Linked DNA regions of Homo sapiens: region 2 is linked to region 1. The links are chromatin loops, found by intact Hi-C in ENCODE. Cell type or tissue: sigmoid colon. All regions are shown on one strand. Each heading gives the region's core, and the rest is flanking DNA. Links, peaks and the distances in the headings are about the cores only.

Region 1 (8,335 bases), core at 92-8,091:
CCATAAGATGCCCGGATTGACTCTGTAGCCCTGCCTCTAATTTACTCAAGCTCTGGTGGGTCTGGCCTTGCTCAGACCACCTTGGCTCTGTGGGAGGGGAATGAGGCTTGTCCATCTGTCTTTCATCTTAAACTTACCTCCTCAAAGATATGTTTTCCCTTTCCTTAGAGCAAAGATCTCCACCCTGAAGGACCAACTCACCCAAAAATGTCCGTGTTAGTTGGAAGCAGCTTAGAAATGACATTGTTCAGCAATTTCTCAGCTTCCTGGGCCTTCTGCTTGGCCAGTTGCCAAGCACTGGATTTCTGAAGCACTCCTAGGTCGACCTTCAGTTTCTCAAGGATGCCTGCCAAAAACAATCGCCATTTTGTGTCACGCACCACTTACGAAGTAGCTACGATGCTCCAGGTACCGGGTAAGACTGTTTGCCTATGTTATTTCATTTAATCTTTATAACAACTCAGTGAAGTAGATATTGTCACTGTCTGCTTTTTTATAGCTAAGGAAATAAAGGCTCTAGATGGTTAAGAAACGTGTCTAGCCACACAGCCAGGGAACTCTTGTTTCCTCCATACTGCCTCCGTACTATTAATAATATATACTGATTATTTATCAACAGTGCAATCAACCAGTTGGCCAGGCAATTGCTATTGATTGTACACCAGTGTCTAGGAGTGACTTAGGGGTCCATTGTGCTAAGTGAGATGCTCACGTGAGTTTGAAAAACTAGAAAGAATGAGAGAATACACTCAAGAAATGAAAAATCTAGAATCCAGGAGAAAAAATGGCTCCAATCCATGAAACTGGAAAACGAGAGTCCCAGAATGACAGCTTTCCAGCAGGTCCACAGAGCAATAATAATAATTTTTTTTTTTTAACTTTAAGTTCCGGGATACATGTGCAGAATGTGCAGGTTTGTTACATAGGTATACATGTGCCATGGTAGTTTGCCGCACCTATCAACCCGTCATCTAGGTTTTAAGCCCCACCTGCATTAGGTATTTGTCCTAATTCTCTCCCCCACCTTGCCCCCAAGCCCCCAAATGGCCCCAGTGTGTGTTGTTCCCCTCCCTGCATCCATGTGTTCTCATCATTAAACTCCCATTCATGAATGAGAACATGCAGTGTTTGGTTTTCTGTTCCTGTGTTAGTTTGCTGAGGATGATGGCTTCTGGCTTCATCCATGTCCCTGCAGAGGACATGATCTCATTCTTTTTTATGGCTGCATAGTATTCCATGGTGTATATGTACCACATTTTCTTTATCCAGTCTATCATTGATGGGCATTTGGGTTGGTTCCATGTCTTTGCTATTGTAAATAGTGCTGCAATAAACATATGTGTACATGTGTCTTTATAGTAGAATGTTTTATATTCCTCTGGGGATATACCCAGTAATGGGATTGCTGGGTCAAATGGTATTTCTGGTTCTAGATCCTTGAGGAATCACCACACTGTCTTCCTCAATGGTTGAACTAATTTACAGTCCCACCAACAGGGCAAAAGTGTTCCTATTTCTCTACAGCCTTGCCAACATCTATTGTTTCCTGACTTTTTAATAATTGCCATTCTTACTGGTGTGAGATGGTATCTCATTGTGGTTTTGATTTGCATTTCTCTAATGATCAGTGATGATGAGCTTTTTTTCATATGTTTGTTGGCCACATAAATGTCTTCTTTTGAGAAGTGTCTGTTCATATCCTTTGCACACTTTCTGATAGGGTTGTTTGTTTTTTTCTTGTAAATTTGTTTAAGTTCCTTGTAGATTCCGGATATTAGACCTTTGTCAGATAGATAGATTGCAAAAATGATCTCCCCTTCTGTAGGTTGCCTGTTCACTCTAATGCCAGTTTCTTTTGCTGTGCAGAAGCTTTTCAGTTTAATTAGATCCCATTTGTTAATTTTCCATGCTCACGGATAGGAAGAAACAATATCATGAAAATGGCCATACTGCCCAAAGTAATTTATAGATTCACTGCTATTCCCATCAAACTACCATTGACTTTCTTCACAGAATTAGAAAAAAAAACTACTTTAAATTTCATATGGAACCAAAAAAAGAGCACATATAGCAAGACAATCCTAAGCAAAAAGAACAAAGCTGGAGACATCATGCTACCTGGCTTCAAACTATACTACAAGGATACAGTAAGCAAAACAGCATGGTACTGGTACCAAAACAGACATATAGACCAATGGAACAGAACAGAAACTTCAGAAATAACACCACATGTCTACAACCATCTGATCTTCAACAAACCTGACAAAAACAAGCAGTGGGGAAAGGATTCTGTATTTAATAAATGGTGCTGGGAAAACTGGCTAGATGTATGCAGAAAACTGGAACTGGATCCCTTCCTTACACCTTATTAAAAACTTAACTCAAGATGGTTTAAATACTTAAATGTAAAACCCAAAACCATAAAAAACCTGGGCAATACCATTCAGGACATAGGCACGGGCAAAGACTTCATGACACCAAAAGCAGTTGCACCAAAAGAAAGCAATAATTCTTATAGGAGGAGGAGGACAAAGTGTCTTTATGATAGGTCTCTGGAGAACAGGGGGATGGGAATAAATGTCGTGACTGGGTGTGGTGGCTCACGCCTGTAATCCCAGTACTTCGGGAGGCCAAGGCAGGAGGATCACTTGAGGCCGGGAGTTCGAGACCAGCCTGGGCAAAATGGTGAGACTCCACCGCTACAAAAAATGTAAAACTTAGCCAGGTGTGGTGGTGTGCACCTGTAGTCCCGGCTACTGGGGAGGCTGAGGTGAGAGGATCAGTTGAGCCCAGGAGGTTGAGGCTGGCAGTGTACTCTAGCTTGGGTGACAGAGTGAGACCTTGTCTCAAAAAATAATAAATGTCATGATAGATACAGGATGATGCTCATGAAAATAATTAAGTATATATGAGAAGAAAATAATTCAAGTGAGAAACAACAGGGCAATTACTAACTTAAGGAAAAACAAAAGACTATACCGTATAAGAAAAGAGATGTAATCATAATATTGTAACTTGGCTCTGTAATGGACAATATCTACCTAGTTATAATGATTCAGAGAATGACACTTTAAATAAAATTGGTGATATAACTACGTCTAATCGTATAATTCACGAGGTGACTTTGGTTTAGACATTTCTGTCTCTGGGCCTCAGTTTTCTCAGCTGTGAAATTAGAGTGTGAGTCCTTTCTGCATCTTTGAAAGTTACCTAAGCCCTTGACAAGGTTTGAAAGGCAGCCATTTGCAGAAGTTACCTCCTCCTACAAAAACTGTTTTTGATGTGCTGCTAATGTTTCCATAAAACAAAAAGAAAGCCAAGTTATTTTAATAGGTTAGCATAAAAAGGAGGTATAAATAAATATAAAGGTAGGTAGCTTTACAGATACCAAGGCTAGGTAGGGATAATTTCCTTAATTTTCACTGAATTAACACAAGTCCATAAAAGAATATTAAACAACCCAAAAGAAAAATATGCTAAGAATATAGACAAAATCCTCAAGTTAAAATATGTAAGTACATAGTAAATATATGAAAAAAGAAGAGGGCTCCTTCATAATTAGAGGAATGCAAAGTGAAATAAGTTATAGCTTTTCATCTGTGAGACAGGCAGAATATTTAAAGTTGTCCATACCCAGTGCTGGAAAAGGAGTGGGAAAAAAGGCACTTTCGTAGACTGTTGGAGAAAGTGTTAACATAGGAGATTATTTGTCAACAGCATAGTTTTTGAACTTTTGAAATCCCACTTGTAGGAATTTATCTTATGCACGTTTATCAGGATATAATATGTAAAAGGCTATTCATTGTGGCATTGCTTGTTTCTAGAAAGATAAACGAATGAGTCAGGAATTGAATAGCCACTTTTCTCAGTAAACCGCCCATAAAGAGTAGCCCCTGGTGGCAGCCTCTGGTAATGCAGGCATAGTGTTTAGGAGGCTAATTTAGGTGACACTGTTCATCACCCTTGTTGATTTACCTTTAAGAGTATTGTCAACTGTCTCAAGTCCCTCGTGAAGAACAGGTTCCAGCTTATCCACGACATTGCTTAGGTCATTGCCAAGATTGTCAAGAAGAGACTCTGAGGTCCCAGTGAGCACGCCGCACAGGAGAACAAGTTTCCAAAGCTGAAGCATCTTTTGTCTTGACACCTGGACAGTCATGGGAAGAACAGGAGTGAGAATTGCCCAGAGGGAAATGGACTCTTCAGTGAGTTCCCATCACTCTTAACATTTAGCATTCCATTAAGATAGATGTGGTTATTTCCTATTTTACAAATGGGCAGCCAAGGTCAGAAAGCTACAGCAACTTGCCCGGAGACACACAGTCAGTGAGCAGAGGAGCTGGGATTTGAAAAGTCAGACTTGACTCCAAGCCCATACTCTTGACACAAAGTTCCTTTTCATACGCTGTCTTCTCTGCCTAAAATATTTTTCTTCTTCTTTACTTTTCCACTTAGGTCAATTCCTACATCATGCCCTCTGTGAAGCCTACTGTAGGCCCCTTCCCAGATTCTAGGTTGGAGGAGTCCCACCTTGCTGCCTTCATTATCCTGATCAAGGTCTTGGATAACACTTCCCTGATGATTTGACCACCTTTCCTACCAGGCTGTGAACTCCTTAGAGGAAGGACTGTGACTTATTTCACTGTCGAATCCTCAGGCGCCAGTAAAAAGCCTGCACCTAGTACAGTACAGTAAACGAATAAATCTTTGTTGAATATAAGTATGAACAAATCAATGGAGACCACCTCATGACCCTGCATTGTTCATTAGTTTGACACTTATTTTAATATAATCTATAGATCTCTAAATTTACTCTGATTTGCCATTTGTCTTGACACCTGGACAGTCATGGGAAGAACAGGAGTAAGAATTGCCCAGAGGGAAATGGAATCTTTAGTGAGTACTCATCACGAACTTGCCATTTAGAGCACATTTAGAGATATATTGATTATCTCTGCTGTATTCAAAATATTAGCTAACCCAAGCAATCCCACCCCTCTGCCTCTTGCCCCCAAAGCCTTCCAAAGACCACCACGTGTGGTGCCACTGGGGGGAGCACGCCACTCACGCGTTTAGAGGAGGATGCTCATGAAATCCTTGCCCCACTGCACAGTCTGCTGGGATTCTGCTGAATGGTGGCGGCTATTATATGGTGGAGATGGGATGGAAGGCTGCCCACAGAAGCAAGCCTTGGTTCTGGGATCATCCAAGGACACTCCAAGGAAAATAACCCCTCTCCAGGATGAGCAGAGAGAGAGATTTCCAACTCAAAGGTCACCCAGGATGCTTGAATTGAAACGGATGGCTATGGAGAGGGCTTTCCGCCAAGACTAAGACCAGGTCCTCATGGAGCCTGCAGCTACCGAGGGGGTGGTCCTTGGTCCTTGTGGGTGAGGACTGGGAGAAGACTGAGAATGAATGAATTGGAGAATGTCCTGGCAGGAGGACCCATAATGACCATCCGGTCTAACTCCGTCATCATTTGGAAACTGAGGCTCAGAGAGGGGAAGCCACCAGCCTGGGGTCATTCAGCAAGACAGGGACCGAGATGGGTCTAGAATTGTGGCCCACAAGGAGTCAGACAGCCTCCCAGGGGTCCTGCCCCCAGGGGTCTGCACCCGGCAGGTGCAGCAGATGCCTGGCAGCTGCTTGTGCTGACACTGGGCTTGGTGTCCCTAAAGGGCACTTTAGATGCACTTTTCTGTTAGTCTTTATGAAAACTCTGTAAGGCAGGTTTTCAGAGCTCCATTTTCCAGTTGAGAAAGCTGAAGTTCAGAGAGGGAGGTGGCTTGTCCATACTTGCAAGGACAGGAACCAGGCATTTGGGCCACCAGGGAAGACCCTTCCACCCATATCAGGCTGAGGTCAGTTAGCAGAGAGGGAGAGTCCCTGGGCCTGAGTATCCTGTTTTTGCTTCGGCCACTGATGTTTGGGTTGGTTGTAACGCCTGCTGCATTGGGCCTGTGTCAACCCGGAACAGCACAGGAAACTCGGGTGGGTGCCCACTTGGCCTCAGGCTGGGAAGGACTGGCACAGAGCTCAGGGTCACCATAGGTCTCTGCCCTTCTGCTCACCCACCTGCAATTCAGCAAGGACCTGGGGGGCCTGTCCTCAAAATGATGCAACCAAGCAAACGGTGGGACAAGACCAGTGGCTCCAGGAGCTGGCTGTTCCTACACTGACCATGGCTCCACTGTTACAGCACAGAGCTGGGCGGCTGCAGGAAGGTGATGGCCAGGCCCCAAGAGCCCAGACCATTAGACCCCTGCTGCAGTCTTGCCTGTGGTCTTGAATGGTTGTCACACCTCCTTCCCTGGCTGCCTGACACCGGGTTCTCCAAACGTCTGAGCCCCGCTCTTCCCCCAGTTGTGAAGCACAGAGCCAAGGGCTGTGCTGAAATCTTGTGAAGGCAGTTTGTCCCAGCCCAGGAACATAGCCCAGGGTGCTGAGCATGATGCAGTGACCTCGAGACCTGGTGTTGGCCCAGGCCTCAGTTGCCTCATCTGTAAAATGGGTAAACACGCTGTTCCTGGATCTCAGAGGCATGGTGGACAGGCAAGGACCTAGGAAATCAAAACGATGGTGAGGGGCTTTGAGGGCAGTGCTCAGAGCCTGGCACTGGGCTTGGGCTGTCCTGGGCATGAATACTCTCTCTCTGCTGGTTGCTGGCCATGTGACCTGGGCCAGAGACCGCACCTTGCTGAGCCTCAGGCTCTTTATCTGTGAAATGGGACTAAGAACAGTGCTCACCTCAAGGGCATGCTGTGAGGTCAAATTAGTGTAATACCCATGAAGGCTTAGCATAGGGTAGGCCCATGATGCACGGCAACAGCAAAGATGGCGAAGAAGATGCTGATGAATATGTGCGCATATGGTCCCGGCTTACGATGGTTTGACTTCAATATTTCAACTTTACTATGGGTTTACTGGGACACAACCCATTATAAAATGAGGACCATCTGGCCAGGCATGGTGGTTCACACCTGTAATCCCAGCACTTTGGGAGGCCGAGGCGGGCAGATCACCTGAGGTCAGGAGTTCGAGACCAGCCTGGCCAACATGGTGAAACCCTGTCTCTACTAAAAATACAAAATCTAGCCGGGTGTGGGGGCAGGCATCTGTAATCCCAGCTACTCTGGAGGCTGAAGCAGAAGAATTACTTGAACCCAGGGGGTGGATGTTGCAGTGAGCCAAGATTGTGCCACTTCACTATAGCCTGGGCAAAAGAGCGAAACTCCGTCTCAAACAAACAAACAAAAATAAAATAAAATGAGGAGCATCTGTCATAAGATTAATATTATATAATATATAATATAGGGTCCTTGGTGGGTGGGGAGGTTGGGATCCTCAGAGGTCACCCGAGGTTCAGGCTGGCTGGTCTGAGTCATTCCGGAAAAAGAAACAGTGACAACTCCTCCTGTGTGCTCCTCCTCCTCCTCTTCTTCCCTCTCCAGGTTACACAAAGTCTTCTCACATAGAAGATGTTTGCCTCTTAGGGACAAAGGCCCCAGCCATGAGGGTCGCGAGATGAATTTCTTATTGAAAATTCCCAGTGAGGCATTAAAGATTAGCTGTGCCAAGACTAGGACATCCTACCTGCTGCGTGACTGCTAATCCCCAGCTGGGGCAGCTTCCTGATCCCACTGGCCCAGCCTTAACCTCCAAGCTGGTATCTTTTTCCATACCTGGCTCAGTGCCCTGGCTAGAAACAGCCTAAGAGGTCATGCAGCCTACTGAGACCAGAGAAAGCGAGTGACAGGGCTGGGGTTGCATGAGGGGCCAGCCAGGCTGGGGGGTGCTCAGCTGACCAGACTGCCCACTGACCTTCCTTCTCCTGTGGACAGAAGCAGCCCCCACCCCTTCTCCAGATAACAAACACACAGGTGTGCACTCCCATTGCACCCATCAAAGATAATTGCCTTATTTTGCTAGTAAAATTGCTGAAAGGCTTGTCACCATTTTGCCTGTGAAATCAGTCAAGTACGAATCATCCATCCAATTTCTAGTAGGTCCTGGTTTCTCACACTTGAACTGCCTACTCAGGAATTCTGGGCAAATAAGAAAGATCAAAGCAACAAAACCTGTTCACACGTTACTGTCCTTCCTGTGACTGCTAAATAGAGCAATTAATAAAGTTGTCACAATGTTACAGTCTGAAGACCTTTAATTCAACTTTTGGTAATTTTGACTTTGCCGGGTTTTCTTCTGGTGACACAGTTTATTCTTTCAGCGCTCAAGTATTTCCCTAAGTCCCGGATTCCACATCTGGACACTAATAGACCCCTCTCAAGTCCTGCCTTTAGAATATGGAGAGCCACTTCCTATGGACTGACAG
Region 2 (8,335 bases), core at 5-8,004, 55 kb before region 1:
CACGTGCATGTATTTTTGTTGAGAATACACTAGGTAGTGGAATTGCTGAGTTGTAAAGTAAGCCCATGTTTAACTCTAGGAGATGCTTTATAAAGTGGTGGTAGAATTTATCTCCCACCAGCAGCATGGGATGGCTTCTGTTGCTCCACATCTTGCAAGATTTCTATTCCATTTTGCAAATGATGAAGACCGAAAGATAACAAGCTTTGTCTCAAATGCAGCTAGTGGATCCTAAGACTAGAATCCATCCACTCATTGAGCCACAGATATTTACTGAGCACTCACTCTGTGCCAGCTGTATGCTGGGGCTGGGATTCATGCGTCACCATGCTGCATGGCACCTACACCCTCATGGAACTGCCAGTTGAGCTGAATTGAAGGTGAGCTCAGATGTGTTTGTGCCCATGGTTTCACTTTTCCACTCTCTCACCCTTTCTCTACACCCTCTTGGAGCCCAGGAGTATTCTTGACACATATTAGGTGCCCAATAAATATGGAATGAAAGAATGAAAGAATGAGAAATCTCAACAGGCCCCTCCCTGCATTTTTTTTTTTTTTTGTCCTGGTATTTCTGGGCTGATGAGCAACCATAGGGATATTTGTTCTCAGGAGGATACTTCATCAGGTCTGACTTCTAGACCTAAACCCCAGGGCCCAGGTGGGAGGGACCTGTGCACCCTTCAGAGCTAGAGTTTATTGTAGGAGAGGATGGTATGTCCACAGAGCCTGGGGTAAAGTTTTTAGGGTAGCAGAAGCCCCACTCTAAGGGAGACTTAAGGTTGCAAGATGTGGACTTTCCTTCTGATCAGCAGAAGTCAGCTGGGGGACTCTCCAGCCTGGCATGCAGAGGGTTGGCTGGTTTCATGGTGGGTTGGTTCATGAGCAGCCTCCTGTTCTGTAAGGAGAAGAGGTAGCGTCTGTCACCAGTGTGCCCACCTCCCAACTCCCACACCGAAGGGAAACCCTCATCCATCCATGGTGACCAAAGGCAGGTGCCGGGAGCGTTCACGTGAAAACCCTCCCCAAATGATGCTGAATTGTTTGCTTCTTGGTGTCTTCACTTCACTAGTCTGTGAGCTCTATATGGGCAGGGACTATAACTGTTTATCTGTAACTGGAGTAGAGATGGTCTCAGGTTTGGGATGGGGCCAGTGTTCCCTACTGGATTGGGTGGAGATCTTGGAAGCAGCTCGAATCTCTGGTAACCTGATGACTTCAGTGACTTGGCAGGGCACAGCCTGCTTGGTAGGGGTACGTTCTGCTGTCCCAGCTCTCTTGGGGGACAGTGTGGTCATCATAATATGGTCACCTCTAAAGTGTTCTCACGGCACATGCAGACGCCCCTTAGCAGGCCTCCCTGGGGGCTCCAGGGCCGGGGGTACCTCTTTCAGCCACTTGCCAGTCCTAAGAAGTCCTCACTGGATGGACCAGACACTCACCTATGAGGCTTTTCAACAGTTTCACATCCAGCTGCCCGAGGATTTCACCGATCAGAGGACATACCTGGACCATCAGCACAGAGAGAAGGATCAGGCCAGGGGCTGGAAAAGGAAAACTGAAGTGACTGTGGCAGGAAACTTCAACTCCATGGGATTTTTTCCAGTAGGAATCGTGGCCAGAGCAGCTCCCTTGTAGTGAGCGCCAACTACCTGCTCAGTGTCATGCACAACACTTCGACGCTTTGTCTCCACAAATCCTCATCATATAAGATAGAGACTATGGTGGATCCCATGCTACAGGTGGGAACACTGAGGCTCAGGGAGGCAAAGTCTCTTGCTCAAGGATAGGCTGGCAAAACTCATGGCCAAACTGAAATTTTAAATTGAGATTTTTCAAGCTCTAAAATCCAATGTTTGAAATCCTTTGCTAAATTGCCAGTGGATATATGCCCTAACCCTCGGACTCAAGGATGCTCAAGATGCAAAGTTTTTTCTAAACTTACCTGACTTTCTACCATGTGTGGGAGAACTTTTTGCAGATTCTCTTTGAGGTTGTAGAGAAACTGATTCATCTTTGGTGGGATAGCCCTAGAAAGAAAGGTAGAGGCACAGAACAGAACAGAGCAATCCAGGCAATATTAAAGCCAGGAGGTATGTGTTGAGTATACTTTCCACAGTCTTTTAGTCCTCACTCAGCCCCATGCCAGAAGTATCATTGTCAGTGATCATCAAAGGGGTAGCTCAGACCTTGCCCAAGGTCACACAGCTAATAAGTGCTGGTTATATTAGAAACATGGCAATAGAGCACCAGATTCCAGAGTCTTTCCCTTACACCGTCCTCCCATGAATGTCTGGTACAATCTAGGTACTCAATGAATATCTGATGAATAAATGAACAGACATCCACTGAGGTCTTCATTGCTTTCAGCATTCCGGAATTACAGAGATAAATCAGGCACAAGTCTTGCCTTCAAGGGACTTACAGTCAGTTGAAATTGAAAGACTTGGTCAGCCAGTCTATGGAGCTTTATTAAAGCTGTATTTTGTGTCTTGTTCACCACTGTATCCCTAGCATCAGGTGTGGTGCTGGCATACAGTAGGTTTTTGGGAAATATATGAATGAATGAGTGATAAGGAGGAGCTTCATAGAAGATGGGACGGGCATTCCAGGCAAGAAGATCAGCATGTGCAAAGGCACAGTGGTGTGAAAATGTACGGTGTGTGGTGGAGGACAAAGGGCTGAAAAGTTGGCAGGGGAGAGGACAAGCAGGGCCTTGAGTGAAATTTGGGAGTTGCTGTTTACCCAGAGGGCACTGGGAACCACTGGAGGCTTTGGAGCAGGGGCTTGGGCATGGCCAGATTTCTGTGTTAGAAAGTTATTTCTGCTGCAGGATGAGGAATGGAGTGTAGGAGGGGAGATCCGGGCCAGGGAAAGCCAGGTGAGTTTCCTGTAGTGCTCCAGGTAGTGGAGTAGGAGATGGAGATAAAAGAGAGAAGCTGAGGGCTACTAGCAAGTCATTGATGGGAACTTGTGATGATGGGCTTGAGGAGTGAGGAGGGAGAAGAGTCTGGCTTCTGGGAGGGTGGTAGGGTCATCACGGATGGGAACATGGGAGGAGGAGCAGATCCCGGGGGAAGGATGAGATCTGCTTTGGACTAATTTAGGAGACGGTCAGGAAGTGACCCTGCAGCTGGGGCTCATCAGGAAGGAGGCCCAGCTCTGGGGAGGGGCAGCTGGGGTCTTACTCAGTGAGGATGGCCACATGGACACTGCTGGGCTCTGCATCGCATTTGCCTATCACCAGATCCCTCCGGCCAAACTCGTCTTTCTCCAGCCAGAACTCCACAACGATGCTCATATGTGCACACATCTTTACGATGTTGTTATCGAAGGACCTGCAGATGAGAGAGGAAGAGGAGGAAGGGCAAGGGGAGGAGGTAGAGAAAGAGTAGAAATCTCCGTATTGGCAAAGACGGGCACTGTCCACCGTTAGGGCTTCCCCTGGCACTCTGAGTCCTTTCAACAAACTAGGCCCAGTTAAATCCTGAAGTCAGTGATTAAAGAGAAAACAGCTGTAGCCAGAGTGACTCTGAAAACCCCTTAAATAGGCCTTTGGAAATTCAAACGTTGAGAGTTAATCTCTGTTTCAAAAATCTTTCCCATTTAGCTGCATCCTCCCTTTCTTGGGGGCAGTGGATGTCAAAGGATAGTTTGAACAGGAGGATGGTGAGCAGGGGCGATGAGATGATTACAGCAGTTCTCCCTTTCTCTCTTTAATCAAGCCCAGTTGTTGTGAACTCTCATAGGTTTGAATGAGCAAATGACTTCCTTCCACTGACTAATGATTGTCATCATATTTCAGGTGAAGAAACCAAGGCTCAGAGAGGTGAAGTGACTTGCCCAAGGTCACACAGCAAGTGGCTTTGGAAGCCAGGATTTGAATTTAGGTTGGGATCAGAAAGATCTGAATTTCCCAGGTTCCCTGCGAGGAGGGCCAGCACCTCTCAGATTCTGCTTCTGTATGACTCACGGTCTCAATTCAAGGTCAAATTCAAGTGAGATATTTGCCGAGAACCACTCCTTATGGAATGATATCTGGATCCCACCACAGTCCAGCTGAATGTTGGTGATGTTGATGCTGCACAAGGAAAGAGCAGAGGCCCCACAAGGGTGAGGGACTTCAGAACAGGTAAGGCTTCCTGCTGAGAAACAAGGCTGTCCGACTATAAAGAGGGCCTGGCAATGGGATTTGGACTGTGATTCTTTTACAGATGCTCTGAGGGCAAGAGTCAGGTGCGGGAGCCCTGGACTGCAAGCTGCCCCAGAGTGGCCCTAACAGTGCCACACAGTTTTGATTTGTGCAGCTGGGCCCCCACTGTTCCTTGTGTGGGCCTTCCACCTTCTCTTCTTTCAATCTTCCTACCTTCCCTCTTCACAGGCCTTGCACCTCCCCAGCCCCCCATCAGCTCTACCCTTCGATCTAGAGCTCTATAAAGAGTTCCAGGGCCACGGATAGAACTCAGGGTCTCACCTGCTCTCTTGCTGCTGCTGGTGTTTCCTGCCGCTGATTAGCCAGCCCACCAGCCCTGGGGCCACTTGTGCTGAGGCATTCAGTCTGTCCCCAAAGTGGATGTTCTGAATTCGGCTTTCTGCGTTGTGCTTTATGAGGCCCTGAGCAATAACTGGAAATGCACAAGGACCACTGACTTTGCACAGTGTCACGGAAAAGGTGGGGGGCTTGGGATTCGGAGGCCTGGGTTGCAGGCTGGTGCAAGATCTGATTGCTTAGTGAGTGGTGCATGTCACCACCTCCCCATGGAGATCTACCTTCTTCATCTATGAAATTATGCTTTGCAAGATTGATGTGAGAAATAAAGAAAAACACCTGCAGAGGGTGTGGCAGGCAACAGCTGCTCAAAGTGGGGTATTCTGGTTGAAAGTTCACCCAACACTGTATTTCAGTCTGGAGCACGGAGCTAACATACAGGATGTAGATCAGAGTCAATGTTGGTTGAAGAGAAAATTAGATGGGTAAGCCTGGAAAGAATAGATGTAAATTGCTCCACACCATGTCTAGAATAAATTGCAGGACCCAGTGGAGCTTCCACCAGAAAGGAATAAATCTCCCAAAGGAAGGAATTTTTAAAGCTATGGAGATGCTTAAGTCCTTTCTATTTTGTCTCTAGACCCTCCTGCCTGGGATGAGGACCCAGCTCTGATGAACCTCGTAGTGTACCACAGGGCACATTATTTCACTGGTTTGACCTGCCCTGAGATCAGTTCCCACACTGAGAACTCTGGGTTACTCCAGAGCAGCAGAAACCTTTGTCATACCCCATCCCCCTCCTCCAAGACAGCACCTTGGAGTTGTTTGTTTCAGCAATGTTTGTTTCTGTCGCTTACAAACAAGAATGTGTCTGGAGTAGCAGATCTTGATTCAAATCCTGGCTCTATCATCTCCCTGGGTCTTGGCTTCTTCATCTGTATAACAGGGGCAGTACCTCACAGGGTTCTTGTGAGGAATATTAAGACCATTCATTCATTCATCCAACAAATATTTATTGAGCATCTACTGGGTGTCAGGCCCCAAGCTGGTCACTGAGGGTACAAACCAGTTTTATGTCTACTAGGAGAGAAATATATTAAACAAATAGTTTCAAGGATAGAGTGAACCTATAGGTATGCCCAGAACTCTTAGTAGTTCTTGGTTCATGATTATAGTGGTGCTTGGGAATTTGTGAGCAGCAGACACCAGTGGTTGCCAGTCTAATATTCATCTATCCATCCATCCATTCATCCGCTCATCCATCCATCCATCCACTCATCCATCCATCCATCCATCCATCCATCCATCCATTCATCCGCTCATCCATCCATCCATCCACTCATCCATCCATCCATCCATCCATCCATCCATCCATCCATCCATCCATCCATCTGTCCATCTATCCATCCATTTATCCATTTATTCATTCTATTTTCCTCATCTGAACCCTGATTTTATTCAAGTACTCCCTTAAATTCCTGGTCTAGATGAGGCTGTTGATTATCTGAACCATCAGGTGTGCCTCACCCTCACTGACTCTTTTGGGTTCAAAGTTGGCACATGACCCAGTTGGCTCTATCAGACCAAACAAGAGGGGAAAATTCCTTTCTGTTTCTCCTATCGGAAAGAAGCAAGACAGCCTATAGCGCCAATGGCCATGGGCCACCATTTTCCTACCACAATGGGAACCAGCATGAGGATAAAACCATGATGATAGCAGAGCTGAGAAATAGACAAAATCTAGTCTGGAGGCAAACTTTGAACTCATGACTGAACCAAACCTGGAGCTTGTCCTATCTCTGACTTTCAGTTATGTAAAATGACAACTTTTTTTATTGTGTAAGCCAGGTTGAGTTGGGTTTTCTGTTGCCTGCAGCTAAGTACTCTAACTGATAATATAGTTTCACTGCCTTGACCCTACCTGAGATCAGGCCCTACACTGAGAACTCTGGGTTACTGCAGAGAAGCTGCTACTGGTCATAGCAATAAACATATGCATAGTCAAAGAACTTTTCACATACTTTCCAGCATTTAAGTTTGAAAAGCAGCTTCGTGAACTAACATTCTAACTGCACTTATTGTATAAATGAGGTTACCTGGGTTCAGAATTATACGCCAATATATTCAATAACCTAAATGAAAAGGATACATTTATGCCAACCACAAAATGCCAAGTTTCAATGAGGAAAAATAGAAAACATTCATAACCAAAGAAATTAAGAAATTTCTTAACAAATAAAAATGATGATTGAAGATCTCATTCTCTGAGAGCTTTTGATCTAGAAGATTTTATGCAGAGTTTTATCAAACTTTTATAAAGAGATAAATGTGAAAGAAAATTTAAAAACAGAAAGACGTTAAATTCATTCTCTGAGGTTAGTATAACTTTCCTAGCCTCAAGGACAGTACCAAGAAAAGAAAGTTACATATTAGTTTTATGTATGAAAAGTTTGCTAAGATCCTAAACAAATTATTAGCTAATGAAATCTTGGCCAGGCGCAGTGGCTCACGCCTGTAATCCCAACACTTTGGGAGGCCAAGGCGGGCGGATCACCTGAGGTCTGGAGTTTGAGACCCGCCTGGCCAACATGGTGAAACCCTGTCTCTACTAAAAATACATAAATCAGTAGGTCGTGGTAGTGGGGGCACCTGTAATCCCAGCTACTCGGGAGGCTGAGGCAGGAGAATCATTTGAACCCAGGCTGGGAGGTGGAGGTTTCAATGAGCTGAGATCCCGCCACTGTACTCCAGCCTGGGTGATAGAGCAAGACTCCATTTGAAAAAAAAAAAAAAAAAATCTAACAGTACATCATAAAAACTTTCATTTTAAAAGTGTTAGGAAGGTTCAACAGCAGAAAAATCTATTAATACAATTTATCATTTAGTAGGTTGGAGGAAAAAAGTGATTAACTTTTAGATGCAGAGAAACATTTGTTAAAGGTCAATACTGACTTATGAGTAAGAAAAATTCATAAAGCTAGGGGCATAAGGAACAGGCTTAATGTGATAAACACTATATTCCAAAAACCCACAGAAAATTTACTTGTAGGGGAATTCTGGATTAATTTCCATTCCTGTAGAAGGCTCTGGCTACAATGCAAGATAAGAAAAAGGCACAGGAAGTGTCAGGCTTAGAAGAGAAAAGATAAAGCTATTACTACTTATGGACAATATAATCCCCTAGATAGAAAAACCTACAGAATAAATAAAACAATAAAAATATAAGAGGTCAGCAAGGCTTTTGAATATCAGAAGAAGTCAACAGCTTTCCTTCCATCTGTACCTGCAATTCCAACTAGAAAATATAATAGAAGATTAGGTAGCATTTACTATGGCAATGAAAACTATAAATTCTCTGGGAATCATGTTAATAAATCATGCTCAATACATTGATAGGACTTTAAAATTCTCTTATGGGATATATAGTAAAATCTGAATAAATGGAAAGATACACTAAATTTATGATTGGGAAGTCTAAAATATCAACTCTCTTTAAATTAACAAATTCATTTTAACTCCAATCCAATTTCCAGCCTTATTTTTTTTTTTTAGATGGAGTCTTGCTCTGTCCCCCAGGCTGGAGTGCAGTGGCATGATCTCCACTCACTGCAAGCTCTGCCTCCCGGGTTCACGTCATTCTCCTACCTCAGCCTCCCGAGTAGCTGGGACTACAGGCCCTCACCACCACGCCCGGCTAATTTCTTGTATTTTTAGTAGAGATGGGATTTCACCGTGTTAGCCAGGATGGTCTCGATCTCCTGACCTTGTGATTCGCCCACCTCAGCCTCTCAAAGTGCTGGGATTACAGGCGTGAGCCACTGCGCCCGCCCTGATTTTTTTTTTTTTTTT

The links. Hi-C counts contacts between places; a loop is a spot of excess contacts. Peaks named below come from ENCODE experiments on the same cell type or tissue, not always from the same donor. Only the 100,000 strongest peaks of a DNase experiment are listed, where the experiment ranks them.
Region 2: a loop joins it to region 1, with 4 times the contacts of the local background. A loop is called at or near these places in 3 of 110 quality-filtered maps.

What each region holds. Positions count from the first base shown.
Region 1 is chr20:33,164,943-33,173,277 of GRCh38, reverse strand. It overlaps BPIFA2 (BPI fold containing family A member 2), which reads right to left and starts at 5,119. Exons shown (of 9, transcript NM_080574.4): 1 at 5,069-5,119; 2 at 3,976-4,147; 3 at 202-346. The coding sequence starts at 4,132. RefSeq lists enhancers at 5,980-6,479, 6,480-6,981. In sigmoid colon, for the core only: a CTCF peak has its summit at 3,861 (motif pointing left); no DNase peak of the experiment used is centred there; H3K27me3 peaks cover 632 bases.
Region 2 is chr20:33,220,098-33,228,432 of GRCh38, reverse strand. BPIFA3 (BPI fold containing family A member 3) reads right to left here. Exons shown (of 7, transcript NM_178466.5): 2 at 4,472-4,622; 3 at 3,971-4,078; 4 at 3,186-3,335; 5 at 1,943-2,027; 6 at 1,440-1,503; 7 at 627-895. The coding sequence ends at 816. Among named protein-coding and RNA genes, the nearest start is that of BPIFA3, 6.9 kb to the right of the region's middle. RefSeq lists an enhancer at 3,478-4,677. In sigmoid colon, for the core only: no CTCF peak of the experiment used is centred there; no DNase peak of the experiment used is centred there.